Regions from separate parts of the Homo sapiens genome. Here regions 2 and 3 are each linked to region 1. The links are chromatin contacts, found by Hi-C or POLR2A ChIA-PET in ENCODE. All regions are on one chromosome and are shown on one strand. The core of a region is the stretch at or near the end of the contact, and the rest is flanking DNA. Distances in the headings are between cores, read along the strand shown.

Region 1 (5,045 bases), core at 920-3,419:
CCCCATTACCATCTTCATGATTACTACATTTAATACACACACAATTACACACATATTCAACTTGTAAGTTACCCTTGACAGAATGTGTATAAAAAAGGTATGCCTTCTCTTTGTAAAGTGATGGTATAGAAGGAAGAAAAATAGATTTGTCTTTAGTTTTTTTAAATGATACTATCCTTAACCCCTCCCCTTTCGTCCCCAATAAAAGAATCACACTGGGGAAACATTGCTAGCAGGTGACTATTCCGTTTCTTTGACATAGCAGGAAAATCTTATTAGGTGATGTAAATGAACCTTGTCACTTGCAAATATAAACTGTCGCGCATCTTGGGTGAACAGCTAAGTGCAGAACTGTTTCAAAAACTTGAAGGTAAATGGATGTCTTATTTGCAGCTAAACCATCATACTCATGTCAAATCTATTCATTGGAATAGGATACTGAAGATACATAATACAATTTTTTTGCTGAAATTTAAAAGTTTCATAATCCACTTAAGAGGCATATTTCAGAATAAAATAATTCTCTGTTTTGGAATTAAAGCACAGGCTTGGAGCAGTCCAGTCCACAGAAGTATAATGCAATCTATCCATATAATTTTAAATTTTCTAATAGCCACATTTAAAAAAGTAAAATGAAATGAATAACATTAACTTCAAAATAATTTTTTACTCAAATATATAAAAATATTACATTTCGACTTATAAAAAATATAAAATTGATGGGCTATTTTTACTTTTTTTGTATTTGATCATTAAAATCTTTCATGTATGTTACATGTATGGCACACCTCAACCAGTATGTTAAATTTTGACTGGAAATACTTTCTTTTTATTTGTTTTTATTTTTTGTCTTAGTGTTCTTCAAAATGATTTTTATTTAGAACACAATTTATTATTGCAAAAGTAGATTCTATATCCAAGTTGTTCTAAATACTAAAAAAGTTTTCCAATAGCTTACTGAACATTAGTTTTTATATTTAAATAAAAAATGAGATTTAAAATTCATTTCTTCAATCACACTAGCTTCATTTCATATATTCAATACACGTAAGGCAGTGTAGAATTGGAGCTATGCGAGACCAAGCTGGGTTAGAATCCTGACTTGGCCTCTTTCCAGCTGCTTGTCCTTGGGAATTTACCTAGCCCTCTCCAAGCTTCAGTTCTAGCTTCGAATTGCAGGCGGGGAAACACCACACTGAATATGTTTTAACTCCTACCTGCAAAGCTAACAGCAGAAGACAAACACCCGCTATTTGTTTCTCCCTTCATGGAAGTGGTGGACTCACTGCATGATATAATAAAAATCAGAACCAATCAACGTAGGGATAGTTAAGTAAATTTCTTTATTCCATACTCTGAAGCCATAAAATACTAATAACTAATTAATCACTAATTTATTTAATCACCAATTAATATTGAAATCGGTTGTTATTAAGGAAGAAAACCGTAATATTAGGAATAGCACGACGGCTGCCCGTGTGCTCAGGAAAAACCTAGAAGGGTCTGCCACCCATCCATTAACAGCGGTTATAGGAAGCAACAGAATGGGGGCAGGGCCCAGCCGGCACACGCTTCAGTTTATATTTCTTGTCAGTTAATTTCCAAAAACGTTGTTCTAAAAAGGAGATATAATACTGTTTTAGTTTAAGGGGCAAATCTCAAATGTGCTGAAACGACTACGCTTTTCCCTCAGTCTGGAATGTGATTTTAAATCTAGCTTAACTATACTATAATAAAAGGCCACATGAAAATACTTTGTCAGAACGAAAAACACGCCGCCTTAAATCCGCTTTCGGTTGGCGGTTTCCCGCCAGCGGAACGGAAGCAAAACCGCCTTTGACGTCAAGGGAAGAGTCCCCTCCCAGTTACTACGGTGAAGTCTATGCGGCCATCTTTACTGTGGTCATCTCGTACCAAGCGTGTCGTAGTGGGGCTGTTGGGGCCCCACAGAAAGTCAGCGGAACGTGAAATGGGAAAGGAATCATGCGACTCTGTAATAAGAAGCTGACAGAACCATGAAGGATCAGGGACTGAAAGCATTAGATAAGTTGTTAGTGGGATGCAGGTTCCACAGGCAAGCGGAACGATTCAAGCGAATTAGTAAAGTTTCTGCCCGGATCTTGAAAGCCGCTTCCGTTGCTCAGCGGAAGTGTCGGTCGCAAGAGGACAGACGCCTCGAAGAATCCGCTATCGGCTGTCTGCACAACCGGAATCATGTCGAGTTTGGCGGTGAGAGACCCGGCAATGGATCGATCACTGCGTTCCGTGTTCGTGGGGAACATTCCATATGAGGCAACTGAGGAGCAGTTAAAGGACATTTTCTCGGAGGTTGGTTCTGTTGTCAGTTTCCGGCTGGTATACGATAGAGAGACGGGAAAACCCAAGGGCTATGGCTTCTGCGAATACCAAGACCAGGAGACCGCGCTTAGTGCCATGCGGAACCTCAATGGGCGGGAGTTCAGTGGGAGAGCGCTTCGGGTGGACAATGCTGCCAGTGAAAAGAATAAGGAGGAGTTAAAGAGCCTTGGGCCTGCAGCGCCCATTATTGACTCACCCTATGGGGATCCCATCGATCCAGAAGATGCCCCTGAATCGATTACCAGAGCAGTAGCCAGTCTCCCCCCGGAGCAGATGTTTGAGCTGATGAAGCAGATGAAGCTCTGTGTCCAAAACAGCCACCAGGAAGCTCGAAACATGTTACTTCAAAATCCACAACTGGCTTATGCACTGTTGCAGGCACAAGTAGTGATGAGAATCATGGATCCAGAGATTGCTCTGAAAATTCTGCATCGGAAGATACATGTCACACCACTGATCCCAGGCAAATCTCAGTCTGTGTCTGTCTCTGGCCCTGGCCCTGGCCCTGGCCCTGGGCTCTGCCCAGGACCTAATGTTCTGCTGAACCAGCAGAATCCTCCAGCTCCTCAGCCTCAGCATTTGGCTAGAAGACCTGTGAAGGACATTCCTCCTCTGATGCAGACTCCTATCCAGGGTGGAATTCCAGCTCCAGGGCCAATACCAGCTGCAGTTCCCGGAGCTGGTCCTGGTTCCTTAACTCCTGGAGGAGCAATGCAGCCCCAACTTGGAATGCCAGGGGTTGGCCCAGTGCCTTTAGAGCGGGGACAAGTGCAGATGTCAGATCCTAGAGCTCCTATACCTCGCGGACCCGTGACTCCTGGTGGTCTGCCTCCTCGAGGACTGTTAGGAGATGCTCCAAATGACCCACGTGGAGGGACTTTGCTTTCAGTCACTGGAGAAGTGGAGCCCAGAGGTTATCTGGGTCCACCCCATCAGGGTCCCCCCATGCATCATGCCTCTGGTCATGACACTCGTGGCCCTTCCTCACATGAGATGAGGGGAGGGCCATTAGGAGATCCCAGACTGCTAATTGGAGAGCCCAGAGGCCCCATGATAGATCAAAGGGGTCTACCTATGGATGGTAGAGGTGGTAGAGATTCTCGAGCGATGGAGACTCGTGCCATGGAAACTGAGGTCTTAGAGACACGTGTAATGGAGAGGAGAGGAATGGAGACCTGTGCGATGGAAACCAGAGGGATGGAAGCAAGGGGCATGGATGCAAGAGGATTGGAGATGAGGGGCCCTGTCCCCAGTTCAAGAGGCCCTATGACTGGTGGAATTCAGGGTCCTGGTCCCATTAATATAGGGGCAGGTGGCCCTCCTCAGGGACCCAGACAGGTCCCAGGCATTTCAGGGGTGGGGAATCCTGGAGCTGGTATGCAGGGTACAGGCATACAAGGAACAGGCATGCAGGGAGCAGGCATACAAGGAGGAGGGATGCAGGGGGCAGGCATACAAGGAGTCAGTATACAAGGAGGAGGTATACAAGGAGGAGGTATACAGGGGGCAAGCAAGCAAGGTGGAAGCCAGCCTAGCAGTTTTAGTCCTGGGCAGAGCCAGGTCACTCCACAGGATCAGGAGAAGGCAGCTTTGATCATGCAGGTTCTTCAACTGACTGCAGATCAGATTGCCATGCTGCCCCCTGAGCAAAGGCAGAGTATCCTGATTTTAAAGGAACAAATCCAGAAATCCACTGGAGCGTCTTGAAAGGTTTTAGAAAATATTTGGCTGTAGTCTCAAATTTTATTCTGTAGCATGGAGAATGGGTGCAAAAAGCTGACTTCTGTATCCCCACACTTGGATTAGGGTTTCCCTCCTCCTAGAACCTAATCTTATTTTTTGTTCTTTTTCTTTCTTTCTGTTTTCCTTTTTTTTTTAATTGAGGGTGGGGGGAGGAGGGAGTGCGTCTGTTCACTTTAAGTTACTTTAAAATAACTCTGAACATGATTATATTATGCCAAATAAGATTACAAAGAATAAGCAGCAATATTGAAGCATCTACAGTATGTTAACTACATTTTTTAAATGTCGAGTAAAACTTCGTGAAAACTGCTCATAAAGACTAAAAGTTGACCTGTTAAAACGTTAATGTACTAAGATAGTTTTAAGATTTTTGGTTGTATAACAAAATAAAAGTTTACCCAAAAGTATAAGATACATTTTTTGGTAAACCATTTAAAATACAAAATCCTATTTTGGAGGCAATAGGATAAGCATTGTCTTAGTGTTTTAGAATTATTTTTGAAACAGAGTTAACAGGATAAGGTTACACTTGTATTAGAATTGTTTTTTTCTAAAGTTATGTTACCTGAAAAATCAAGGAGTGCACCTGATTTACTGTTGCTTCATTTATCCCATCCTTCAGAGACCAGCAAGGTTCTGCCAGGCCCCAAGCATCTGAGCATGATGATTTTGCTGTGACAATTCTAAGATCAACCAGGTTACTTAAGTCCGCTCTGATGAAACCCAGTCTCTCAATACCTTCCTATTTCTCAATAGTCTTTAAGCCCTAAATCTGAGTCAGTAATTCTCTAAAAATCCTTCCCAAAAATCAGTGTCTAGGGACTGGTTGATCTAGATGAGTTATAAATGGTATTTGACTTTTCATAAGTAGTGGAAGGTTTCACTAAGTAAAGATCTGAGTTTCTTGGTATCTGACGTTTGTATACAGATGGTGTCCATTTGCT
Region 2 (5,045 bases), core at 1,488-3,987, 960 kb after region 1:
TCTATTTACTATGAAAGACGGTGCTAGCTCCTAAGCTTTAGTCTATTATAAGTACTTGTAATATAAGTGCTTTCCCCCAGGGCATATATCAGAAGAAAAATAAAACAAAATAAAGAGTCCTAGTAACTTCTGGATAAATAGTTAGAAGGTGCTAACTGGAGAAAGACATTTAATCCATCACAAAGCCATGAAATTGAGCCAAATGCATCTTTTAGCTGACCTCCAGGCCTTTGGTTCTTCTACAGGAACTTCAAAGTTATCAAATCTAAAACCAACCTCACCACTTCAGACATACCAGCTTCCTCCACAACATTCTCATCTCAGCGAATGTCATCTTTCCAGTCTCCCATGTGAGGATCAGCCGGCAGTTACCTTAGACTCCTCTCTCCCTCATCCTGTATCCTATCAGTCTCCACATCTGGTAATTCTGTCTCCTTCAAATCTCCTGAGATCTTTCATTTTCCTGTCTTACTTTCTCCTAAGGTACAAATAGATTTCACCTTAGTTCAAACCCTCATTTCTCACCCAGATCTCTTTTTTTTTATATTTGTATTAAGTTCAGAGGTACATGTGCAGGTTTGTTATATAGGTAAATCACATGTCATGAGGGTTGGTTATACAGATTATTTCATCATCCAGGTAATAAGCACAGTACCTGATAAGTAGTTTTTTGATCCTCTCCCTCCTCCCAGCCTTCACCCTCAAGTGTGCATGTCCATGTCTTGCCCAGATCTTAATTACACTATGGCTTCTTAATCAGTCCTCTGCCTATACACAAGCCCTTCCAATTCATTTTCTACACTGCCATCTATTGACCTTTCTAAATCACAAAATTTTATCAAAGCATTCTCTTGCTTAGAATCCTACTGCAGTTCCCCCAAAGCCTTCCTTACTGAGTGAAGGCTCAGTAGCATAGCATGCAAGACTATCCATCAGCTAACCTGTGTCTCCCACTCTGGCTACCATCTCCTTACCATCACCCTCCGCATACTTACTCCATGCTACTCAACTAATTGTGGTCCATCAATGTGCCTGCCCTCTGGACCTTTGCATATATCGTTTCTTCTATATAGGATACATTCTTACTTTTTATTTGCTTAACTCTCACTTGTTGTCAAGAACTCATACAGATGTTACATCTTCCTGAACAGTCCCAGTACTCAAATACCCAGTCTGGGCTGGTGCTCTTTCTCTTTATTTTTATAACACCTTGTGCATGCCTTTCATGAAAATGTAATCATCTGTTCTCTTTTCTGTCTTCCTACTAGACCCCCGGCTTCCAGTGATCTTGAGGGAAGGGACAGATTCTTTTCATCATTATGCCCCAGAAAGTGGCTAGCACAGTATCTGTCACAATACATCTGTTGAATGAATGAAGTAATTAATAGCAATACTTGCCGGAGTATATCCCTGTGATATGGACAGGAGACAGGAAAATACTGGGTAGAAGAGAGTGGTTCCCTGGCAAAGGCCCCACCCTTAAGCCTGGAAACCTGTGGCCCTAAACAAATGTTCTTAAAGAAACTGAAAAAATGAATTTTTAATTAATTTCATTCTAACTCTAAACAGTCACATGTCGCTACCATACTGGACAGCTCAGACCTAGGTATCAACTGGACTAATGAAGTGGTTTCCTAACTTAAACTTAAATTGTAATAAAAAATTTAAAACGTTTTTATGAACTTCCAATAGGATCGCAGTATTACTTTTAGTACCTGTCACCTCTGTAAAACTCCTGAATTATAACTCATCTACACACATTTGAAAAACAGCAGTATCTGTATGTGTGAGATATGACTGGTTCTAAATGATGCCTGGAGACCCCATGGACTTACAGAGACCCTTCCAGTGATTTCTGAGGTACCTGGGAATCTGTGGCCAATAAATTGGTAATCACTGAATTAGTGAGTTTTTTAAGAATATCAGGCTGCATAAAATCTGACAGCTTGATTGAAAAAAAGCGGGAAAGGGTGCCATTTCATTCAATTAAGGTCCTGTATTAATTCCGTTTAATAAATGTTTGGTCTATCTATGATGTGCTAGCCACTGTGCCAGTGAATGGATATAGCTATGATCTGACTTGCAGAGGAAATCCAAACTAGTACCTTCCGTGCAATAAGGGATACACTGCAAGGCTGCACAGGGTGCTACTGGAGCACAGAAGTGAGTCAGAGGCTTCCCACAGACACACAACACGAGCGGAAACAGAAAGTCTTTATATATCACCATAACGTCAAGGAACACCGGCTGGGAGTTAGGAGAGCTGGGCACTAGGAACGCTTTGAAACTGAATAGCTGTGGGATTTCCGAGGTTATGTTGCTTCTCTACTATATTTTAGTTCCGAAGCTGTACTAATGTTTCTCTTTCTTTTGCTCTTGGTGGGAAAAGCACAATTTGGGGTCAACAGATTCGGCTCAGGTCCGAGTCGCCTGCTGGGACCACGTCGCCAGGAAACGACGTCTCCCGGACACCTTCCCTCCCCGTCAGGCTCTCTGCAGGGATTCACCCCGTTCCCTCTCCCAACGACTCCCGGGCACGCCTCCGTTAAAGGTGAAATATGCTGCTCCTGGGGAGCAAAGATAACCCGGAGGACCAGGGAAGGACCTTCCCACGCGCACGACTCGCGATCTTCCCAGTGCCCCAGAGCCAGGGACCCCACTGCCGCCTACCCCAGCCGCAGCACCGAACCTGTTCACAATTGCGACTCCTCAGGTCCGCTTCCACACCGCCGGAAACGGAAATTCACCGTCGCGCCGACTCGCGGGGAGGGAAACAAAAAGGCAGAAAAAAGAGACCGGCGCCTGGACGACTTCCAGGGGAGAGCTGGAAGACTAGTCAACAGCTGTGTGCGGGCGCCGGCGCCGTCTGCGCAGTGCGTTCCACCGGGTCCGCATCCCTCCCGATTCCGCCCCACCCTGCCCTCGGAATCCGCTGCCTCAACTCCCGCGGTGGGACTCCGGAGCAGCGTACACCGCCCTCGCCTTAGTCCTCCGCGAAGGCCAGGGCAGCTGTGCGGCCTGCCGCGGATTAGTTGGTGCGGTGCAAAAGCCAGAAGGAGACACATTTGGTCCTGGCCACCCCGGAGTCACCGTGCCCGGGACAAATGGACTATGGCTCGACTGGGAGTCGACTTCCTTCTCTTTAAAGATGACAGATGAGGGAGATCTCAGGTTCTGGGGGTGCCCTAAAGCCCTCTTTTGGCAGGAAGCGGTGGCTCATGCCTGTAATCCCAGCCCTTTGGGAGGCTGAGGCGGGAGGATCGCTTGAGCCCAGGAGTTCAAGACCAGCCTGGGCAACTTAGGGAGATACCCCCGCCCACCGTCTCGCAGGAAAAAAAAGAAAGGAAGAAAATTAGCCAGGCACGGTGGCTCACGCCTGTAATCCCAGTATTTTGGGAGTCCAAGGCAGGAGGATTGCTTGAGCCCAGCAGTTCAAGACCAGCCTGGGCAACACAGGGAGGCTACCTCTCTCTCAATCAATCAATCAATCAATCAATGCCAGCGTCGTGGCGGGCGCCTGTGGTCCCTGTGGTCCCAGCTACTCTGGAGGCTGAGGCGGAACGATCGCTTGAGCCTTGGAGGCGGAGGTTGCAGTGAGCTGAGATCGAGCCACTGCACTCCAGCCTGGGCGACAGAGCAAGACACTGTCTCAAAGAAAAATAAATAAATAAAATAAGGCCCTCTTTTTCCAGGACCAACAGACTCTGATGGCAGGGACAAACTGACCCAGCCTAAACTGCCTCGCCTTCCCTGCTCCCGGGAAAGGGGCTTTCCCTGAGGGAAGGTAGCATCTTGCCATTTTCTTCCTGCACAGCTTTGCCTTCCCAGGGATCGGCCCATTGCCACCTGAGGAAATGCCTTGGAGTCCATCTAACCCACAGCCCAGGTACTTGGGACGCCTACAGAGCCTACATTGTCAGAGGATGCATCTTCTTCTAGTCTTGGAGGGGTTCCTTTCAATAAGATCCCACCAGTGCACTCAAGGCTCAATTCTACACCAAAAAACTAGGCCCACTCCTGTCACCGAGACCCCCAGGCTTCAGGTCCTGTCACAGTGACCTTGTTTTCGCCCCCAGCAGCCCCCAGGTATTCACTCTGCATAGGCTATATACTGGGTGCTAAACAAGAGAGGCTACCCACGTGGTGCATGCTTCCCTTATCTGTGAAGAGCTTAGGATGTTGTAACTTCTTCACACTATGCCTCTTACTTCATGGAGATGTCAGTATCCGGGTAGATAATCCTTCCAACATCCTTTTGATCTCATGAAGCCCACTCCTGTCCTCTGCCCTACCTCAGCTTCCCCCTCCCTCCATGATCAGACCTTAGACCTTGTCAGGTCCAAGGACTGCAAACCCCACAGTAGCCCACTCTGACCACCACCTCCTAGCTATCCAGGTTACTCCCTATACTGCCCTGAAACAAAATTCTTGCAACCTTACCAGTACCTCCAATCCAGATCTTACTACCTTTTCACTGTTTCTTCCTTCCTTTATGACTTTTCCCTCTCTAGTGAGCGAGCTTAAACTCCATGGCCAACCATTCTCATTGGTCCCTTGCACACCTCCTCAACTCACCCACCTCCCTGTCACCTCCTATCTGCTTAGTAAGATGGGAGCCCTGGATAAACTCAGCTCTCCATCTATTCCATGCCACAACGATGCAACTAAACATGGCTGGAAGAAAACAGGACCATGCCAGCAGTCCTCACTTTAATCATTCTTTTTCCGGTCTATTCAATCTCCCATTGTTCCAAATGAGTATTTCGCACTTCTTCCTCTCTGTTCAGTCCTTCCTACTGCCTCCCCCTTCCTTGCCTCCTGAAAAAAGAAGGGAAAAAAGACCTTTTGAAAAAAGAAGGGATAGGTGTCCACAACTCAGTGTGAAGTGTTTAAAAAAGAGCCACACAAGCACGAAGAAAGCCAGAAGTGAGTAACCTGCAGAAAAGTAGGTAAAGGTTCTGATCTGGATCCAGATGAGAAATGGAATAGCAAGTTAAAATCAGGAAATATTTTGAAGAAGATAAATGTTCCTGGATATCTTTGAA
Region 3 (5,045 bases), core at 1,020-3,519, 560 kb before region 1:
TATATTGAAACATACAGAATTACCTGTTTCATATTTTTTCCAGAAAGCAAGATAAATTATTTCATTTTATTTAAAAAGACATGACTATTTTCTACATAATTAAGACATACAAAGGGACTATTTTTCCCTCTCATGGAAGGAATCCCTCTTTGAAAGTGTTTACATGAAATTTTCAGGAATGCAGACTGCACTGTGGTACAAAATAACCTACTTTTGTCAGAAGAGAAATTATGATGTCTATTTCTGGGAGCAGCGCCACCTAAAAATAGCTTGTCTAGTCACCTTATAGTGCATTCTTTCATGTCATAGATAGAAGTTCAGAGCAGAGTCTGTGTTTATGTGCTTTCATTACTTAATGTCCAAACAACTCTTTTTTTTTTTTTGGCAAGTCTAATCTTTTTAAAGAATATAAACAATCATACTCTACTGATCAGCTATCTAATATTTCTCTCTGCTCCTCCCACAGTAATTCACTCTAGTCTGGTCACTTGCTTTGGTGTCCTGTGACAACATGTGGCCTTTTATGTTGTAACCCTTGCCTGGAATGGCCTTTTCTCAGAATGGCCTTTCCCCATCTGTTCATTTAAATCCCAACCTATTCTCCACTGCCTGGCTTCAGTTCTGTATATCTTCCCAGGCCTTCTTCTATTCCATCAATTTCAAATGACCTCTCTCCTGATGAAATACTAAGAACATTTCTGCATAATTTTTAATTTAACACAATAGCATAATATTTTGTTTGCTACTTTTCCAATATGTTAATCTTATCTTCTTTCTTAGGAGGGGGCAGAAATTCCTTGAGGGCAGGAATCATGTCAGATATTTTTATATCCCACAAATATTTTGGATGTTTTAAAACAGATGATTTTTGCCTAATATGATGTACCCATTATTAAGCTTCTAGTTAAAAAATCAGTAATTCTGGGCAATAACAACAGCTCTTTCAATGACTAAGTGGCCTTAAACCACATATATACATTATTCTTGTCTTCTTTCCTGTAAAATGTGGATCATGTCTCATGTTCTCCTCACAGAGTAGCTATAAGGGCAAAATTATACAATGAACATGAAAGTAATTTGAAGATTATAAAGTAGGGTTCAAATGAAAGGTTATTTTATTAAAGAAATAATATTTCTTGGATTAAAGAAATAATATTTATGTCATAGAAAACAAAAAAGGCAAGTATGACCTAAATGTCAACTTTTGTAAGAGCTGTTTTATCACCAATTATTTTAAGCTTTGGAAAGACATGCCCAGTGCATTCTAGATTTATAGTGATTATTCTAAAATCATATGCAGGTTTAGAGGAGAAACTATTAACATTTTATCTTGTGGTAGGATACTAACTTCAACTACTTGTAAGAAAAAATAGGCATTTCAATTGATTGCTAATATATAAAATTTCTGTAATTTCACAAGATGGGTTAGAAAGTAACATATTTGTTTTCATTCATGTAATCTAAATTTTATTATAATTATCAATGTACAAAAGAAATTTATTCTACAATAATGAGATGAAGTAATGCTTATCTTACTTTATTTGCATATACCAAAGTAGAGATAAGCTTTACTACTTGTAATTTCTGCATTGAAACTGTCATGTGGTTATTTTAGCAGTTGCAGTATATTGTTACTACACCTACTGATGCTCAATTAGTGTTTATTAGATGGGATTTTCATTAGTTCTCTGAAGAACTTATTTTCTGAGAAATGAGTGCTATTTATTAGAGTTAATAATTTTTGTCCGTTTTTATTCTTTTGAAGAATAAACATAACATGAGAATTACATATTTAATAATAAACCACAGAGTACTACTAAAGAAGAGGCTGTGTTAAAATGAAGCAAACTTTCAGTTTCAACCAGTATTGAGTCCTTACTCACTTTAGTCACAGAGGATGCAAGGCCTTAGGGCAGCAGGGTTTCCCCAGGTGTCCGATGTAGCATAAATCACCGTGGGTACACATGGCAATACTGCCCAAAGATCTCCATAGCTATTCTGTTTCATTGCTGTGCGGCTTGGCAGTAGGAAGCTCTTGAAATGTTTTCATCTTACATGGGGTTTCCCTTTGGAGTTAAGTTGCTCACCTTTCGCAATAAGACCCTGCTGACTGAGCAATGGGTTTATCACCTAACTTCTTGCTTAATCACCTCTTAGTTTCTATTTTTTTTTCAATTGGTTTACATAGCACTCCAAGCCTGCTTGCTTGTTTTTATAGTGCCAAGGCAGCTGGCAAAAATGCTGTGAGAGTGGTATGGATGTCATGAACAGACACACCCTGTGAAATACACCTCCTTGTCTTAGCATAAATTGGTTCTCGCGACTACCACATTTTCTTTTCCTGGGCAATCCAGTTATGTGGTTTAGAAACTGAACTGCAGCAGAGAAGGAATGAGAGGTAACTTTTGTATTCAACTTGCCAAGAGCCAGGTCTTTATTATGCCCAACTGAGGTGCCATGGGTTAAGAAGGCTGGAGAGGAACTAGGTATGATTCAGCAGTTTGCACTGAAAATGATTTCCCATTGAGAGGTTAAGAGGTGGGGCTTCACAATTTAGAAGTGAAATGGATGAATAAAAGCAGGCTACTTCAGGGGCACACAGGTTCAGCATAAGGGATATTGAAAATTGTTTCCCATCTCCTCTCATGACAGATCAGAAAGTTAAGAGCTTAGTGGTCTGGAGAAATTTAATAGAGGTTATCACTGAAGGTCATTTGAAGACCTCTGGCTCTTACTTATATTGGAATAATGGTTGCACTCTCAGGCCTTGGCCTAGCAATGGAAAAGAAAAGAGTAAAATACTTTCATTCCCTTCCTTTTCTATGCTTATAGCTGGAAGTGATAAATAAAAAGAACTATCATTAGCATGCTTTAATAATAATAGCAACAATAACAACATTAACACCATTTACTGACCTATGATGTGTGAGACACTATTTTGAGGGCTTTAACTCGTTTAATCTTCACAACCTTGTGAGGTACATATCCTATTATTATCATCATTTCAGAGACAAGAAAAGCAAGGCTCAGAAAGTTTTAAGTAAATGACTAAGCATACACAATGGGTAATATCTGAATCCAGAAAGCCTAATTCTAGAGCTCTAGCTTCTAGCTACCATGTTACACTGTCGGATTTTTTTTCTCTGCAGGTATTTTGCCATTAAACTAGGAGCAGAAAAGGATTTAGAGAAAGGGGAGCCTCTGAGGATATAACAAAAAGAGAGGCACACAGCAGACAATTACTACATCTATTCTAGATTTAGTTCTAATTCAGGTTCTTGAATTCCAGAAGAATTTTTTTAAAGCAAAGGTGTACATATAACAATGAAGTAACACTTGTTTGATTTGGGGGTGGTTGTTGATGGTGGTGGTAAGAATCCAAATATTTTTAAAACCCAGAATGGCAGAAAAAGCTTCTAGTTAAAAAATCAGTAATTCTGGGCAATAACAACAGCTCTTTCAATGACTAAGTGGCCTTAAACCACATAAATACATTATTCTTGTCTTCTTTCCTGTAAAATGTGGATCATGTCTCATGTTCTCCTCACAGAGTAGCTATAAGGGCAAAATTATACAATGAACATGAAAGTAATTTGAAGATTATAAAGTAGGGTTCAAATGAAAGGTTATTTTATTAAAGAAATAATATTTATTAATAAACATTTGTTTCTTCAATAGTTTCATTTTACTAAGTATGTTCCATAATGCATCAGGTTACTTATGTTGATGCCTTAACTCTCCCTCTGCCTCAGAAATGCTATCTCCTGCAAGACGTCTTGTTCCTCCACACACTGAACCCCTGCTGATCATGCTTTGCTTATGAGTTTATTAGTTTACATGATTGCCCCTCCCAGTAGACTGTGAGTCTCTAGAGCTAAGAACTATTCTATTTATTAAATTTTTTATCTTCAATCATAGAGCTCACTACATATATACATAATAACTGATGCAGAAAGAATATAATCCAAAAAGACAGAGGTTATGTTTATCTTATATTTGTTCCTGTGCTTTATCCAAGTTTGCCGCTCTGGTATAGGAGATATGTGGATTGCTAAATAAACAGATTAAATATCTAATATTTAAAGCACCGACTACATATTATTGGCATATTAAAAAATCAGTTTGTCTTTGAGTCATACAAATCTATTCTGAAAAGCAGGTGCCTTTCTCGCAGGGACAAAAGTAGAGTAAATTGGGAATATGACTATAAGGCAATGGGACTAATTTTCACTTGTAATTTGTAAAACAACCTCCTTATTTTACAGTTATACTTTGTAAATGAAGACGATTACCTAGATGACTTACAGCAGTGCTTAGAGCTTTAATTAATAAGTCATATATAAAAAGAGAGCTGAGTTCTTTTGCTGAAAGTGATACTATAAATGGAATGTGTTCTCCTGGAAGACATACTGTAAACAGACAGTAACTGAACACATTAGAAAGACCATTCTTAAAAATAAAGAACATAGGCAGAAAATATGGCACATGCCAGAAAACAGAAAGGAAAGCAGTCCAAATGACTGCCCAGAGGAAATGGTTGTGAACAGGATACTGTCTGATATTAAACAAGTGAATGTCAGTTATGCTGAGAGTATTTAGGAAGAGACTGAATAGCTTAAGACTACAATTCCTATGCCTAAAAGATCTTCACTTTAAGCTTCTGGACTCTTTACTGAACACATTTAAGTTTCTTATTATGTGGCAAAATTATGTACTCACGTCCAAAAATTGATAATAAACTATTTATAAATTCTCCTGTAGAAAAATACTTCTGCATCTACATTTATCTAAATTGACATGAATGATAAAAATTAAGAAATGCTAAAAAGTCTGTGAAGGGTGTAACTACCTTCACACACAAACACAATCTGTATGTCAAACAGTGATGAGAAAACTACATTCTTAACTTCACTCTAACAGGAAATGAAGTTCAAAAATTCAAATTTCTAAATTCTTTATACTCCACTGGAGGGTTTATAATTTTATAATCTTATTTCTGGGAAATTTTTTAAAATACTATTTTAAAATTAAAGTGTAACTTATGG

Evidence for each region. A loop is a pair of places that touch in the nucleus more often than their neighbours do. ChIA-PET counts read pairs that join two places held with the same protein, here RNA polymerase II (POLR2A). Pooled maps may share reads with other maps.
Region 2: a loop to region 1 is called in a pooled map, with 21 times the contacts of the local background. The contact joins the promoter of ASAH2B here to the promoter of CSTF2T in region 1. A Hi-C loop is called at or near these places in 8 of 50 pooled maps. POLR2A ChIA-PET finds 5 or more read pairs at or near these places in 3 of 52 experiments (CD8-positive, alpha-beta memory T cell, activated B cell and naive thymus-derived CD4-positive, alpha-beta T cell).
Region 3: a map with no recorded cell type shows a loop between it and region 1 (8-fold over the local background). The contact joins the enhancer-like site here to the promoter of CSTF2T in region 1. A Hi-C loop is called at or near these places in 1 of 37 single-sample maps with no recorded cell type and 1 of 50 pooled maps. POLR2A ChIA-PET finds 5 or more read pairs at or near these places in 2 of 52 experiments (Panc1 and WTC11).

Annotation. Positions count from the first base shown.
Region 1 is chr10:51,696,719-51,701,763 of GRCh38, reverse strand. It overlaps CSTF2T (cleavage stimulation factor subunit 2 tau variant), which reads left to right and starts at 2,169. Exons shown (of 1, transcript NM_015235.3): 1 at 2,169-5,045. The coding sequence starts at 2,215. The coding sequence ends at 4,065. The region is part of intron 3 of PRKG1 (protein kinase cGMP-dependent 1); the gene reads right to left. RefSeq lists a silencer at 1,041-1,335 and enhancers at 1,089-1,777, 1,902-2,481.
Region 2 is chr10:50,737,628-50,742,672 of GRCh38, reverse strand. ASAH2B (N-acylsphingosine amidohydrolase 2B) reads right to left here and starts at 2,737. Exons shown (of 6, transcript NM_001321958.2): 1 at 2,690-2,737.
Region 3 is chr10:52,254,460-52,259,504 of GRCh38, reverse strand. All of the region lies in intron 10 of PRKG1 (protein kinase cGMP-dependent 1), which reads right to left. Among named protein-coding and RNA genes, the nearest start is that of PRKG1-AS1, 57 kb to the left of the region's middle. Within about 2 kb of position 2,269, at least 4 of the 41 ENCODE cell types and tissues checked have a DNase peak (open chromatin) inside an H3K27ac peak, as active enhancers do.